3 separate regions of the Homo sapiens genome follow, and all the other regions are linked to region 3. Evidence: read pairs that join two places in POLR2A ChIA-PET (ENCODE). Cell type or tissue: A673. All regions are shown on one strand.

Region 1 (5,000 bases), 130 kb after region 3:
CTGGAACCAGGGGGTTAAGAGGTAGGAGGTGGAACCTGACCTCGGACCCAGGTCCTCAGCTCCCACTCCATGCTGTCCGCTGTACCCCCACTCCTGAATGTCAGGTGGGTGGCCCTGCCCTCGTCACCTGCCACCTCCACTAGGCTTCCTTGACCCCCACCACAGGCCCATACATCGTGTACATGCTTCAAGAGATCGACATCCTGGAGGACTGGACAGCCATCAAAAAGGTGGGGGCCGCTGCTGCCCACGTGACCTGCCCCACCTCAGGGCCCCCCACCCTGGCAGCAGCTCTGCCATCTGCAGGCCTGGGAGTTCTCTGCTCACCAAGGCTTCCCCATCTTCAGCCCAGAGTCCCTGGATCGCAGTTGGCTCACAAGTCCTCTTGCTCAAGGCGGCCCTGGGAAAAGGGATTTCTAGTCTGTGTCAGCCCCTTCCCGTTCTGGGGCAGGTTTTGATGGGGTGGGAGGGTGGCGGGGAGGCGGGAGAGCCGCTGAGCTGGCCAGCAGTCAGGAGCATGGGAGCTCTGCCTGGGTGGGGCCTATGCTCCCGGTCCTGGGGGCACAGCACTGAGGCAACAGCCCACAAGCCACAGAGGTGGGGGGTGGGGCAGGGATTGCCAAGCTGGAGGTGGGCTCTCAGGGGAGCTTTTCTTCTCACCCACCCAGGCTAGGGCAGCTGTGTCCCCTCAGAAGAGAAAATCGGATGGTAAGAACCATGGCTGTTGCATGGCCTTCCCTGCCCCCTTGCCATCACCTTTCCTCAGCTCAGCTTCCAGGAAGGAGCCCAGAGAAAGGCTGTGACTGTGTCAGAATCAGTGGCTCAAGAAAGTTAGGATGGTCTAGATTTGAGGGGCTTGTGGGAGTTTGAGGAGCAGGAACCAGGATGGGGCTGGGGAAGCTCTGGGTTGATGGAGCTCCCACTCAGGAGGGGTCAGGGAGGGCTGTGGAGCTGCCCAGGAGGCCTGTTCTGGGCCAGCCCAAAGCCACTCAGTAAGTGGCTGCCTCCTTCCTTTCAGCTTCCTAACTGGTGACAGTTTTCTTCTTCCCACATATGCACAGGACCTTGACCCTGCTGTTCACAGCCAGGGGGACCCTCAGAGCAGCTGGCACTGCACCCAGGATTCTCGTCTTCCTCCTGCAGACAGGCGGACCCACAGGCCCCTCAGGGTCTGCCCAGCCAGGCTCCTGTGGTGCTGCTGGGCCCTCCCACTCCATCTGGCACTGGCCTGGACTCCTCCTCTGCCCTCCTCGAGGCCTGCACAGCTGTGGCCGTGGAGCTGACCTGACCAGGCAAGGCTGCTGTCTCCATCCCTGAGCCGCCTGCCACCTCCCACTCCTGAAGATCCATCTCTTGGGGCTCCCCTGACAGAGAAGACAGCCGAAGTCAAAGCCACATCCTCTTGCTGATGTTGGATGCAGGCTGTCCGGCCTCAGGGCCAGGGAGCCAGTTTCCACTGTGCGGGAACTCTGAGTCAGACGTGATTATCTGGGGGTCTGTCCACCCTGGCTGGATCTGGAGGCAAGATGCCAGGCCCCCCAGGTGTTCTCAGGGCAGTTCTTGGTGTCTGCTTCTCAGATTCCAAGGACTGGAATTAAAACCTTTCCTGGGACTCTGGCGTGCCCTGTGTGTGTGTGTGATTTACCTTGCAAGAGAATCAGGGCTCCCGTGGGGAGCACCTGAACCAGGCCGACTTCTAGGGTGCCTGCAGATTGCCACTCCTCACACTACCCAGCAGAGGCTAGAGCACTGTGCGTGGGGCCAGGCTGGGGAGGGGGAGGTGGGCGCTGGGCTGCCTGGCGCTGGGCAGAGTCAACATATGGCACCGGGAGAGTGCCTCGGCGGGGAGGGTGGATGCGTGTGCTTGGAGCCTGGGTCATGTCTGCACCTGTCCCAGTTGCCTGGCAGATTGGCAAGGCAGGCTGGCAGAGCCTGCGTGCGTGGGAGGCAGCCGGCAGCACCGCCATGTGCTGACGACCTCACAGCCAGACTCCCCCTGGTTAGCACTGAGTGTCAGAACCACCCCCAGAACCTCAGTTAAGCAAATAGGTTGGTTTCCATGGAGACATGGCATATTTTCTCCATGGCAACCTAAAATCCTAAAACCCAGGTTCAGGAATGAGTCATCTATGGACAGTAGAGGGTGCTCTCCCACAAGGCTGACCTGAGGCCAGGGGCAGATGAGCAACTGACCACAGAGCCAAAGGTGCCCCCAGAGCATGGCTGGGGCCTGTGGGGACTGAGGCCGCTTAACCACTTCCCGCCCACGTGTGCAATGTGAGTAGCTGGTGAGGCTGCAGGAGGCCGTGTGTGGAGGTGGCATCCCCCAGCTGGGGCCCTCAGAGCAGGGCTAGCATGGAGGGGACCCCTGACCCCCAAAGCAGGGTCCAGAACAGAGGAGGCGGGCACTGGCCAGGCAGGGTGGACACACAAGAGTTAACTGGCGGGTGTGACAGGCGGACCGCCCTCAGGAAGTGTTACTCACTGGGGATGTGCGTGCCTTGCCTTGGGACTGGATTCTCTTCCTGAAGCGAAGGAGCTCCCAGCCATGGAAAGCCCTGGAGAGTCAGGCGCGGGCTCTCCTGGAGCCCCCAGCCCGTCCAGCTTCACTACTGGGCACCTGGCGAGAGAAAAGTTAGTGAAGTTGGCAGGGCAGCCAGGTGGGGCAGGGAGGGGCTGCGAGAGGAGGGCCTATCCGGGGATAGAGAAAGTGGGAAACCCGGGAGTGGGGAAGAGGAGAGCAAGGGTCCCAGCCCCTGGCTCCCTGCTCAGATCTGGGTGCCTGCCCCCAGGCCAGCCCAGGACCCACTGTATGACGTGCCCAATGCCAGCGGCGGGCAGGCAGGCGGGCCGCAGCGGCCGGGGCGCGTTGTGAGCCTGCGGGAGCGCCTGCTGCTCACCCGGCCCGTGTGGCTGCAGCTGCAAGCCAACGCAGCGGCCGCACTGCACATGCTGAGGACCGAGCCCCCGGGGGTGAGTCTTGCCCCACACTCCAGGGACTGGCCAGCCAGGGGTGGGAGGGAGAGGGATGGGACGCCAAGGTCCTGAGCTGCCTGAGCCCTATCCACTTGCAGACGTTCCTCGTGCGGAAATCTAACACCCGCCAGTGCCAGGCCCTGTGCATGCGGTTGCCTGAAGCCAGTGGCCCCTCCTTCGTCTCCAGCCACTACATCCTGGAGAGCCCTGGCGGTGAGGGGCTGGCCTGGCGGGAAGGGGCTGGAAGCAGGGAGGTTCCCCAGAGAAGCACCTCACTTCCCTCCTCTCTCAGGCGTCTCCTTGGAGGGCTCGGAGCTCATGTTCCCAGACCTAGTCCAGCTCATCTGTGCCTACTGCCACACCCGGTGAGTCTGCCCGCAGGGTGCCTGGTGTCCACGGGCCCTGCTCCTTGGGACAGCCCATCCTTCCCGCCCTCTTCGGCCCTCACTCCCTTCTGCTCCCCTCTCTGGCCTCAGGGACATCCTTCTCCTCCCGCTGCAGCTCCCCAGAGCCATCCACCACGCAGCCACTCACAAAGAGCTGGAGGCCATCTCCCATCTGGGCATTGGTAAGGGCTTCCTGCCACCCATTGCACAGATGAACAAGCTGAGGCCGAGGGGAAGGCAAGGCTCGCAGCACACCGCCCGAAGCCCCTGCCTTGCCTTGGTTGGGAAACTTCCCCTAACCAGTCCCGGAGGCCCCAGTCGGTTTCTTGTTCCCTAGAGTTCTGGAGCTCCTCCCTCAACATCAAGGCTCAGCGGGGCCCGGCTGGAGGCCCAGTGTTGCCCCAGCTGAAGGCCCGGTCCCCTCAAGAGCTGGACCAGGGCACCGGAGCCGCCTTGTGCTTCTTCAACCCCCTGTTCCCGGGGGACCTAGGGCCCACCAAGCGGGAGAAATTCAAGAGAAGCTTCAAAGTGCGCGTGTCCACAGAGACCTCCAGCCCCCTGTCTCCACCTGCCGTGCCACCTCCCCCCGTCCCCGTGCTGCCAGGGGCAGTCCCCAGCCAGACAGAGCGGCTGCCCCCTTGCCAGCTGCTACGGAGGGAGAGCTCAGTGGGGTACCGCGTGCCAGCAGGCAGTGGCCCTAGCCTTCCGCCTATGCCCTCCCTCCAAGAGGTGGACTGCGGCTCCCCCAGCAGCTCCGAGGAGGAGGGGGTGCCAGGGTCCCGGGGGAGCCCAGCGACCTCACCCCACCTGGGCCGCCGACGACCTCTGCTTCGGTCCATGAGCGCCGCCTTCTGCTCCCTACTGGCACCGGAGCGGCAGGTGGGCCGGGCTGCGGCAGCACTGATGCAGGACCGACACACAGCCGCGGGCCAGCTGGTGCAGGACCTACTGACCCAGGTGCGGGCTGGGCCCGAGCCCCAGGAGCTGCAGGGCATCCGTCAGGCGCTGAGCCGGGCCCGGGCCATGCTGAGTGCGGAGCTGGGCCCTGAGAAGCTGCTGTCGCCTAAGAGGCTGGGTGAGGCTCCGTCTCTCCATAGCTCCAGCACTGCCCCATCCGACCCTCTGCTCCCCTCCACAGCGCCAGCCTGTCTGATTCTGTTCTGCTGCTTTACAAATCCATCTTGTCTTACCACTGTTCGAGAGAGTTCCATCCCCTCTCTCCCCCAACTCTTCCGTCTCACCCAGGCTACCTCCTCCTGCTTTCCTTGCCTCTCCTCCCCGATTCTACCCCTGCTCCCTTCTCCCCTTGCCTCTGCCCCCCATACCCCCAGTCTTCCCCTGACCCCTCCCTGTCCCTCCGGCAGAACATGTCCTGGAGAAGTCATTGCATTGCTCTGTGCTCAAGCCTCTCCGGCCCATCCTGGCAGCCCGCCTGCGGCGCCGGCTTGCCGCAGACGGCTCCCTGGGCCGCCTAGCTGAGGGCCTCCGCCTGGCCCGGGCCCAGGGCCCCGGAGCCTTCGGGTCCCACCTGAGCCTGCCCTCCCCAGTAGAGTTGGAGCAAGTGCGCCAGAAGCTGCTGCAGCTGCTCCGCACCTACTCACCCAGCGCCCAGGTCAAGCGGCTCCTGCAGGCCTGCAA
Region 2 (5,000 bases), 170 kb after region 3:
CCGGGAGGCGGAGCTTGCAGTGAGCTGAGATTGGCCACTGCACTCCAGCCTGGGCGACAGAGTGAGACTCCATCTCAAAAAAAAAAAAAAAAAAGAAGAGGCTTGCCGTGCTGGTGCCTGGCTTAGGCAACTGGCTGAATGGTAGCTCTATTTCCTGAGATGGAAGACAGAGAGGAGCAGATGGTGGTAGGGGTGGAAATTACAGGTTCTGTTCCTGCCATGCTGTGGGTAGCCTATGTCAGGAGAGAGCAGAGGCAGAGGCCGCTGGGGTTTGGGAGCCAGGCTTTGCACCCCTTCTCAGGCATGAATTCTTCTCTTGAGAACGGTTTAGAACAGAACACCTTGGCTTGATGTTGACTCCAAGAGAGTCTGAACACGTGGCCACCCCATCTCCCATCAGGAGATTGTGAGCTGAGAGCTGTCCATCAAACAATGGGGCTTCTGGGTCCCTCCTCTTCCTGGCTGTGCAGGCCCAGTGCCCTCCCTCATGAGGTGCAGGTGGGTTTAGAGCCTTGTGACAGTGATCATGTAACATGTAACAAATCACTCCAAAATGTAGTGGATTAAAACAAGGATTTATTTCCCCTCATTCTATAGGACAGCAGTCTGGGCTGGGATCAGCTTGGTAGTTCATCTGCTGGTCTCACCTTGGGTCACTCCTGAGGCTCCTGTCATCTGCGGCTCAAGTGGGGCTACAGTGTCTAAGATGGCCTCTGTCATCCCATATCTGGAGCTGATGCTGGCTCTTGGCTGGGGGCCTCAGTTCTCCACGCAGCCTCAAATCTGTCAGGAGGCTTGGCTGGACATCTTTACAGATGGTGGTCTCAGGATTGCAAGAGGGCAAAGGTGGAAGCTGCGAGAGTCCTTGAGGCCTAGCCTCAGAAGTGGGCCAACATCTCTTCCCTCACATCCAATCAGTCACAGCAAATCACAAGTCCAGCCCAGATTTAAAGGGCGAACAGATTCCACTTCTTTTCTTTTCTTTTTTTTTTTTTTTTTTGTGAGATGGAGCCTTGCTCTGTTGCCCAGCCTGGAGTGCAGTGGCGTGATCTCAGCTCACTGCAACCTCTGCCTCCTGGGTTCAAGTGATTCTCCTGTCTCAGCTTCCTAGGTAGCTGGGACTACAGGTGCACACCACCACGCCCAGCTAATTTTTGTATTTTTAGTAGAGTTGGGGTTTCACCATGCTGGCCAGGCTGGTCTTGAACTCCTGACCTCAAGTGATCCACCTGCCTTGGCCTCCCAAAGTGCTGGGATTACAGGCGTGAGCCACCGTGCCCGGCCTGATTCCACCTCTTGAGGAGAGGAGTGGCAAAGAATTTGTGGCCATATTTAATCTACCATAGGCCTGAAGGTCCCCATAAATGATCTGAGCAGCTCACTTTGCCCTGAGCAGGCCCATATCTGACATGCCACCACCTTCCTTCCTTAAACCAGCACTATAAAGAGCTTGGTGTTCATTTTGCAGATCACTTTACAGGTATCAATCAGTTAGGAATGGCAAATGGCATTTGGCTCAGCAGTTGATTGCATTTTTGAAGATGACCACTAATATATCTCCCATCCCGCATGCTTTTCTAACAATGTGACATTGACAAGCCTCCACAGAGAGATGAGATCCTATATTCCCTCCCCTTGAAACTGAGTGGACCTTCATAGTAGCCTTGACCGATGGAAAGGGGCAGAAGTGATGCCATGTGACTTAGGAGGCTAGATCACAAAGTGCAATACAGCTTTCACCCTCTCAGTATACTTGTTCTTGGAACCTAGCCACCATGTTATGAGGAAGGTCAAGCCGCTTGGAGAGGACCTGTGTGGGTGTTCCCACCAACAGCCCTAGTTAGGCTCTCAGCCCTCAGCCCTCAGCCAGCATCAACTGCCAGACATGTGAGTGAATGAGCATTCAGATGATTCAAGCCCCAGCTTTTGAGTCTTCCAGCAGAGGCCCTGGATGTCGTGGAGCATAGAAGCCATCCCCATTGTGTCCTATCTGAGTTCTTGACCCACAGAAGCCAGGAGAGAGCATAATAATTATTGCTCTTTTAAGCCACTAGGGTTAGGATAATTTGTTATGTGGCAGTAGATAATTGGTAAAAGCTGCTGGTAACAGAGACAAAAAAAAAAAGCAATGGGCTTAAGCAGACTTACAGTTTATTTCTCTTTCTCATTGAAGTCTGGAGGTAGGCGACCCAAGGGATGACATGGAAACTTGCATGGTGTCATCAGAAGCCCAGGATCTTTTCCCTTGTTGCTCTGCTGTCTTCAGCATGTGGCTACAATTTTCTTTTTCTTTTCTTTTTTTGAGACGGAGTCTTGCTCTGTCGCCCAGGCTGGAGTGCAGTGGCGCAGTCTCGGCTCACTGCAAGCTCCGCCTCCCGGGTTCATGCCATTCTCCTGCCTCAGCCTCCCAAGTAGCTGGGACTACAGGCGCCTGCCACCTCGCCTGGCTAATTTTTTGTATTTTTAGTAGAGACAGGGTTTCACCGTGTTAGCCAGGATGGTCTCGATCTCCTGACCTCGAGATCCGCCCGCCTTGGCCTCCCAAAGTGCTGGGATTACAGACATGAGCCACCGCGCCCAGCCTGTGGCTACAATTTTCAAGGTCATTTCCTGCTCCAAGATGGCTGCTGGCGTTCCAGCTATCACATATGCATCCAAGGCTGAATGCAGGCTGAAGCAGAGAGGACAAAAATGGCCTTCATCAATACTGCTTCTATTCAAGGGGCATTCTTGGAGATCCCTTCCAGCACCTTCTGTTTATATCTAATATCCTAGAATTCAGCCACACAGTCATACCATATATGCCAGGGAGGCTGGAAATGTTGCCCTTTAGCTGGGCACATTGCCTTCTGCAGCAAAACTGGGGTTCTGTTATTGGGGAAGGGAGGAGAATGGACAGTGAGTGGCCAGTGGGCAGTTGTTGGCTATGGTGTTAGAGCAGAATGGTGGAAAAAGGGTCTTTCCCATGGCAAGGAGCTGAAACCAGCATGCTGGCCTCCCTACCTGCTGGAGCCTTTTTTTTTTTTTTTTTTTTTGACAGTCTCAGGTGGAGTGCAGTGGCGCAATTTCAGCTCACTGCATCCTCTGCCTCTCGGGTTCAAGCGATTCTCCTGCCTCAGCCTCCTGAGTAGCTGTCACAGGTGCCCGCCACCACACCCAGCTAATTTTTGTATTTTTTGTAAAGACGGGGGTGGGGGGTGTCTCACCATGTTGGCCAGGCTGATCTCAAACTCCTGACCTCAAATGATCTGTCTGCCCCGGCCTCCGAAAGTGCTGGAATTACAGGCATGAGCCACTGTGCCTGGCCACCCCCTGCAGCCTTGTTGAATGTTTGGGCACCACAGGGTTTTCCACCTAATTTGCTTCTGAACGAGGAACTGATTTCACACCCAAAGAAGAGAGGCTGTGGGTTAACGCACAGGGAGAACTCTGGTCTTTCACTCCACCCTCCCGACAGAGCCAGCAGGTCGCTGGACTTTTGCTAAATATCCTAAAATGCAGCCTTGACTGTATCACGTCCCTGCCCAACCCCCTTCCATGGTTCCAGATTGCCCAGTTTGCTCCAGTTTAAGGACAAATTCTAGGGTTTGGCATGGAAGCTGCAGCAAAGCCTTCCATGGCTTCTTGCTTCTATCTCCTTGTCACACCTCAGCTCATGCCCGACAACCAGGCCTTTGTCTGGGCAGCATCGGCTGTCCAAGACATTGCTTGCCATGTCTTTGCTTAGTGAAATCCACCCATTCTCAGCACACTTCCCGGGCCACCACTAGCCCTTAAGCCACCTTTGCGTGAAAAGGAAAACGGTCCCCTTTCTCCAAGTGGATGTAGCTCCATGCCAGAGTTTGGGGAGTGGCCTGTAGGCTGGATTCCATGCACGCTTGCCCCTTAGCCCACTGCCCTTGCACAGTGAACACCCTTTACTGCTGCACATGTGACAATGCCACGTCCAGGAATCTTTCAGAGCTCCATCAGGGAGTCAGGACCTTCCTTTTCCCTGATGTTTTCTCTGCCTTTGGATTCCATGCCAGCCTGCCCTGGTTTGGGGCTGCCCTTTCCAGCTTTGTGTCTTCTGACCTGCTTCATGCCCTTTCCCTCAGATTGATAATGTCAGTAGCCGCTGGGGGGGCACCGAATTCGAGTCACAGACCATAGCTCTTTCTCCCCACTTTGGGGACCGGCCACCACTCCCTTAGCCCTCGGCATGCCCAGCAGCAGAGTGGAATGTCCCACTGAGCTGGAACAAGGGCCACCTTGACAATGCCTTAGCAGTGACCCAGGCCCAGATACCGGAGTCAGGGGAGCCAGGTGCTCAGAGCGCCTCACACTTGAGTCTCAGAGGCCCCAGGCTAGGCAGGGGAGGTTTCCTCTCCTCTGCTTACTTGGTTCCTGGGAACACTGGAGCCCAATTCTGAGTCCCTTCCCAGAACCCCTCATCGTGCCCTGAACCATGGGGGCCCATAATGCTTGCAGTGGAGGCCTTAGACCCATGACCCAGGAATGCACAGGCCTTCCATTCCATACCTTTATTTAATCTGCATCTTCTCAGCCTCCTCCCTTCCCCGCCACCCCTTAGAGGGCGTGGAAGCCCTCGTTGAAAGGGAAGGAACTCCTCTCTCCTCCCTGGGGGAGGGTCAGTGTCCCCTGGGCCAAGACTCGTTGATGGGAGAAGCAAGGGCCTGCGTGGTGGAGCAAGGACATCATCCAAGAGGCTGTGGCCAAGGCCCAGCCCCTCGGATGCCCTCTAGGCCTGGGCCCCATGGATCATCAGGAAAGTGAAGAGTAGATAAGTCCGGGAGGGCAAGGAACGGGCGTCCCTGCGTGTGTGTGGCTGATGGAGGCAGACATGGACTTTGGGAGGCAGGAGCAGAGGCCAGGGGATGTGGGGACCAGGTGAGGCCCTGAGAAGGAACCCCAGGTTGTAGGGGTAGCTGCATGTGGGGGGAGTGACTGGCCCTGAGCAGCGGGAGAGAGGGCAGGCAAGGAGGAGGGGCCTATCAGGG
Region 3 (5,000 bases):
GCATATTTATAGGAAGCCCTTGATAAGTGTTCACTATTACTGCTTTTTTTTTTTTTAAAGCATGTGTCAACAAACAGCCATTAAAAAAAAATCTTAATGATAATATAGCTTATCAAATAGTTTCTTTAGGACTGATGGCAAAGAGAGGCCAAAAGGAGATCCAGATGGGGGAGGAGGAAGAGGGTCTGTCCCTGGGGAAAGATCTGAGTGGATGGTGCAGGGATCCTGGTCAGGCAAAGACCAGGAAGGGATGAGGTTGGCCAGGCCGCCAGATCACGTTGCTTCCTCTCTCCTGGCCTTGGCTTTCTCATCTGTAGTGTGAGGGTCAGCTGTGGCTTAGTGAAAGCGCACTAGACCTAGAGTAAGAAAGACCTGGGTCCAAATCCCAGCCCTGCCACTTACCAGCTGTGTGCCCTTGGGCCAGTCACTTCCCCTCTCTGAGCCTCGGTTTCCTCACCTCCTTCCTCACAGCATCTTTGTGAAGATTGAAATGAAATAATGTCCATGAAAGGGCTTGGCACAGGCCTGCCTCCCAGAACACTCGATATGTGCTAGGCGCTGTTCTATGTACTTTACAGAAATCACCTCATTCATTTCTTCCAACAACCCTCTGAGGAAGGGATTATTATCATCCCCATTTGCAAAACAGGGGAAACAGAGGCACAGGGAAGTTCAGCAACTTGCAGAGGCAGGATTTGAACCAAGCAGTTTTGCTGGAGAACCAGAGTTCTTCACCCCACACCACACACACTAGGTGCTTTAGGAAAGGCAGCTGGTGTTAACATTTTTCTCATCTGATCAGGAAGTTGGGTGGTTAGAGTTGTCACAGTACTTTGTGAAAAATGGGAAGATAAAATAATAATTATGAATTGAGGTGGGTTTGGTCAATTTTGTCTTTCAGCTAGGAAGGTGAGGAGGGACAAACAGCTGAAGGCCCTATGTGGGGGGAGGAGGGGTCGGGCCCTTGTTCTGGCTGCGTTGGGTGGGTGTCTGGTGCTTCACCCCTTCTAGGCCAGGGATGCTCACCCCAGGACGATGAGTTCACCATACTTGATGGGCTCCTCGCCTGGCTGCGCATCTTCACCGGGAGAGGAGAGAACGCAAGAGCCCTTGTTCCCCCGGTGCTGGAGGTCTGAGGTTCGGGGGGACCCCACTTCAGGGTTTCCTTCCAGCACCATTCTGGGCAGAGTGGGAGAGAAAAGAGCTTTGTAGGTTCCCACCCCAGCCCGGCTCAATTCCAGCTGCAGCCTGCTGCAGGGCCGCCTAGGCTAAGGCAAGGGTGACCTTTCACCGCCTCTACTGCTATGGCAACCACTTCCCCTCTGCCTCCTCTAAACTGCCCGAGGTTGCTGGGATACCAGGGAGGGGTGGCACAGTGAAGAGAGTCAGGATATTCAGTGGTGCCAAAGAGATGGACCAACTTGGGGTGGCCAGAGGCTGCTTTTTGGCCAAGATCCCAGTCTGGGATGTGCTTCAAAGCGGGGCACCCAATGAGTTGGGGGCCGTTACCCCTCATCTCAGACTCAGTTCCTGCTTATAGCTCTTAGCCTCTGGACCTCTGATTTAGCCTCTCTGACAGGTTCTTTGAATCTACCTGTCCATCTGAATCTTTCTTGCCCCTTTGAGGTCTAGGCCTCTGTCTGTCCATCTGCTTTCTCAATGACTCTCTGTCCTCCCAGCCGCTGTCCTTTTTGCCGTCTCTCTCCCCCCATTCCCCATCTCTGCCTGTCTGCCCGCCTCCGCCTCACCATCTGCCTCAGTCTCCCCATCTCGGCCTCCCCCTGCGGGTAGGCCAATAGACTCCTCCTGGGTGCGCGCTCTTCCCTCCCTCAGGTGTCTGTCTGCGTCCCCAGCCGCCCGGGTCTCAGGAGGCCTGCGGAGGCGGCGCTCCCCCCTCGAGCTCGGGCTGCAGCACAGCCGTCTCCCGCAGGCAGCCCGTTTGGAAAACATCCCCGCGCCAGAGGGACCGCGCCGGGGCAGGCCCGCGCCCTGCGCCCCGGGCGGGCAGAACGGGAACCGCGGCCCAGCACCTACGCAGGTCCACACCCGGCGGCCCCTCCGCACAACACGCGCGCGTGCACGGCCCCGCACGCCCCGGGCCCGGACGGCGCAGAGACCACCCGCACCCGCGACCGCAGGGACGCGCGGGCGCGCAGCAGCCACCGGCGCCCGCCCTCGGACCCACTCCCTCCACCACCCCCAGACACGCAAACACGCCCCCCGCGCCCGCCGGGGCCCGCCTGGCGCAGCCCCCGCCCCCTCCGCCCCGGCGGCCTCACCTGGCCACGCTCCGGGCCCCGCTGGGCGCCGCTCCCTCCCCGCCTAGCCCCTGCTCGGCCCCGGGCCGCTGCGGCGGGATGGGCCCGGCCCGCGGCGGCTCCGCGCTGCCTCGTCACGGGGACACCCAGGGCCGGGGGAGGGGGATGAGCGCGAACAGCCACGCTCCGCCCCCTGTCCGGAGGCCCCGCCCCATTTTCCCCGCCCCTAGGAGAGCTCCGCCTCGCTCCAGACTCCGCCTCTTGCGGCGATGCTCAGCCTTCGTAGGCGGAGCTCCGCCCCTTCGCAGGAGACCACGCCCTTCCCCTGGTACCGCCCTCTGACCAGGGAAGCCCCGCTCTCCACTCCGTCTGAGGGACTCCCTTGCCCCTCCTAGCCGGCTCAGGACTCCCCCGTAGTCTACACGACCCCTCCCCCATTTCAGACTCCCCAAACTCCGCCTCCATTTCCGGGGACTCCGGGGTTCTCCCAGAGACATGGGCGCCCCTCCCCACTGTCGGTCAGGGCCCTCACACGGCGCTGGAGGCCCCTTCCCTAGCCTTAGGCCCGGGACTACGCACCCCCAGCTCCGACACCCCGCCTACCATCTGGGGACGCCACGCAATTAGAGGAGAGGAGGAAAATGCTAAAGGCAAAGGGGGTGTGCGGCAGCGGTGGAGGCCGGGGAAAGCAGCTGCAGTTGACCAGAGTCGCAGACCTGTCTTCCAGCCCAGCTCGGGCACCCCCCATTCCCCTCCCCTCAGTCCCCTCCCCTCCGCCAGGATGCACACACCCCCCGCTGTGCTGCAAAGGAAAGAGAGTTTTGGGGGAGCACCGCCCCTTCTGGGCCTGGGGCTTGCGAGAGATCTATCAGTCTACGTTAGGCGCTGTGCGCTGTGCTTTGAGCAAATTAAACCCTTTACTTTAATCCTGGGAGGCAGGCACGATAGTTGCCCATTTTACAGATGAGGAAATAGATTTACAAAAGTGACTTGCTTGTTGTAGTTTGCTAGAAACGGGCCAAGAGAGAATCTCAGCTGTATGAGTGGCTTCAGTCTCAACTCCTAACTTCGTACCTTGTCGTTCTGACTAGGGATGGAGCCTCAGAGGTGCAGAAGAGAAACCTTGTCTGCATCAGGTAAGGTCCCTATTGCTCAGTACTCTTGGTCTGGAACTATAAAGGCTGGATTATAGTTCCAGATCAAGTCTTTGGTCTTGTGGGGGGCGGTGGGGGTGTTTAATGAGAAAATCAAGGAAGACTGCACAGAGGAGGTGGCTTTTGACTTCCATTATGAAGGATGCATGTTTAGTTTGCCTAAACATTCCTGAGAGGGAGCCGCTGCCACTCCCACCCCCACAAACTTGTTGCACCTGAAGTTCCCCATCTACCAGACTCCCCTGGGGCCCTACTATATCCACCCCGCTAACTCCTCCACCTAAAAATAGCCAAAGATACCAACTGCTTTGCCAACTGTTCTGGGGCCCAGCGGCTAGATGAAACAAGAAAGCAGCCGACGGCACATCCTTTAGGGGAAAAGACACTCGTTAGTCACAGAGAATCTCCCTGCGAGACTTCCACCAAGCAGGACACCACCAGACCGCTGGGCTGCTGGCTGCAGGTCACACAAACCCTGTGACACAGGATAGCTGCCCTCACTGATGCCACCAGAGGCGTCCATTGTGCTGGGTGTGCACGGGGACCCTGGGACAGCCTCACTCCCTTGTGTACCCCCAGCTTTTAATGCATTGCCTGCCAGAGCAGGTCCTCAGTGAATATATACTGAATCCCTGTTATAATCCCCAATTTACACACCAGGAAGCTGAGGCTCAGGCAGAAGAAGAAACTTGCCCCAGGTCACAAGCCAGGCAGATGTGGAGCTGATGCTTCACAGGAGCCCCAGTGCTTCCACCTGACACTGGACTGCATGGAGGAAGGTCTGAGAGGGATCACCAAGACTCACTGGAGGAGGAGGCAGGGATTTCTCCTGGGGCAGTACTGGGATTGGAGCTGCATGGTGGCACAGCCAGACCATCAGGCCTCAGGGAGGCTGAGGTGGGCCCGACACCAGGATTGCCCAAGTAAGGGAGAGGAAGGGAGAGTTAGGACACCAGTAGCAGATGCCTAAGTTCCAACCTTGGCTTCTGGCTCTAAATCCAGCGCTCTGCTCCAAGAACTCCAGCTTCTTAATCTCACTAAGCTTCAGTTTCCTTATGTGTAAAATGGGAATAATAATGATACTTGTGGTGAATAGGATTTTGCAGTATTGCTTTGAAATTCCTTTGTCAACCCTCCCTTTTCTCTCTTCAATCTAGATCTTGTCCCTGTTGGTTCAAAGAAAGGAATAAAATAGAAACTTTATTTCTTTCTTAAAAAATTTTATTATTATTATACTTTAAGTTTTAGGGTACATGTGCACAACGTGCAGGTTTGTTACATATGTATACATGTGCCATGTTGGTGTGCTGCACCCATTAACTCATCATTTAGCATTAGGTATATCTCCTAATGCTATCCCTCCCCCCTCCTCCCACCCTACAACGGTTCCCGGTGTGTGATGTTCCCCTTCCTGTGTCCATGTGTTCTCATTGTTCAATTCCCATCTATGAGTGAGAAAATGTGGTGTTTGGTTTTTTGTCCTTGCGATAGTTTGCTGAGAATGATGGTTTCCAGCTTCATCCATGTCCCCTACAAAGGACATGAACTCATCATTTTTTATGGCTGCATAGTATTCCATGGTGTATAT

Evidence for each region. Peaks named below come from ENCODE experiments on the same cell type or tissue, not always from the same donor. Only the 100,000 strongest peaks of a DNase experiment are listed, where the experiment ranks them.
Region 1: POLR2A ChIA-PET joins it to region 3 with 18 read pairs; 4 of 35 experiments call an interaction of 5 or more read pairs at or near these places.
Region 2: POLR2A ChIA-PET joins it to region 3 with 10 read pairs; 4 of 35 experiments call an interaction of 5 or more read pairs at or near these places.

The regions. Positions count from the first base shown.
Region 1 is chr11:66,333,951-66,338,950 of GRCh38, reverse strand. It overlaps RIN1 (Ras and Rab interactor 1), which reads left to right and starts at 2,517. Exons shown (of 10, transcript NM_004292.3): 1 at 2,517-2,634; 2 at 2,793-2,973; 3 at 3,075-3,189; 4 at 3,269-3,341; 5 at 3,453-3,544; 6 at 3,700-4,437; 7 at 4,727-5,000. The coding sequence starts at 2,549. It overlaps BRMS1 (BRMS1 transcriptional repressor and anoikis regulator), which reads left to right. Exons shown (of 10, transcript NM_015399.4): 8 at 166-230; 9 at 669-708; 10 at 1,062-1,612. The coding sequence ends at 1,069. RefSeq lists an enhancer at 1,183-2,037. In A673, a CTCF peak has its summit at 2,149 (motif pointing right); DNase peaks (open chromatin) are centred at 2,130 and 2,490; H3K4me3 peaks cover 819 bases; H3K27ac peaks cover 2,885 bases.
Region 2 is chr11:66,296,173-66,301,172 of GRCh38, reverse strand. It overlaps TMEM151A (transmembrane protein 151A), which reads right to left. Exons shown (of 2, transcript NM_153266.4): 2 at 4,509-5,000. Among named protein-coding and RNA genes, the nearest start is that of TMEM151A, 6.8 kb to the right of the region's middle. In A673, no CTCF peak of the experiment used is centred here; no DNase peak of the experiment used is centred here.
Region 3 is chr11:66,464,307-66,469,306 of GRCh38, reverse strand. PELI3 (pellino E3 ubiquitin protein ligase family member 3) reads right to left here and starts at 2,402. Exons shown (of 8, transcript NM_145065.3): 1 at 2,280-2,402; 2 at 1,027-1,179; 3 at 403-474. The coding sequence starts at 1,178. RefSeq lists silencers at 1,915-2,264, 2,275-2,484 and enhancers at 3,436-3,935, 3,936-4,437. In A673, a CTCF peak has its summit at 1,987; DNase peaks (open chromatin) are centred at 2,006 and 2,596; H3K4me3 peaks cover 1,818 bases; H3K27ac peaks cover 1,532 bases.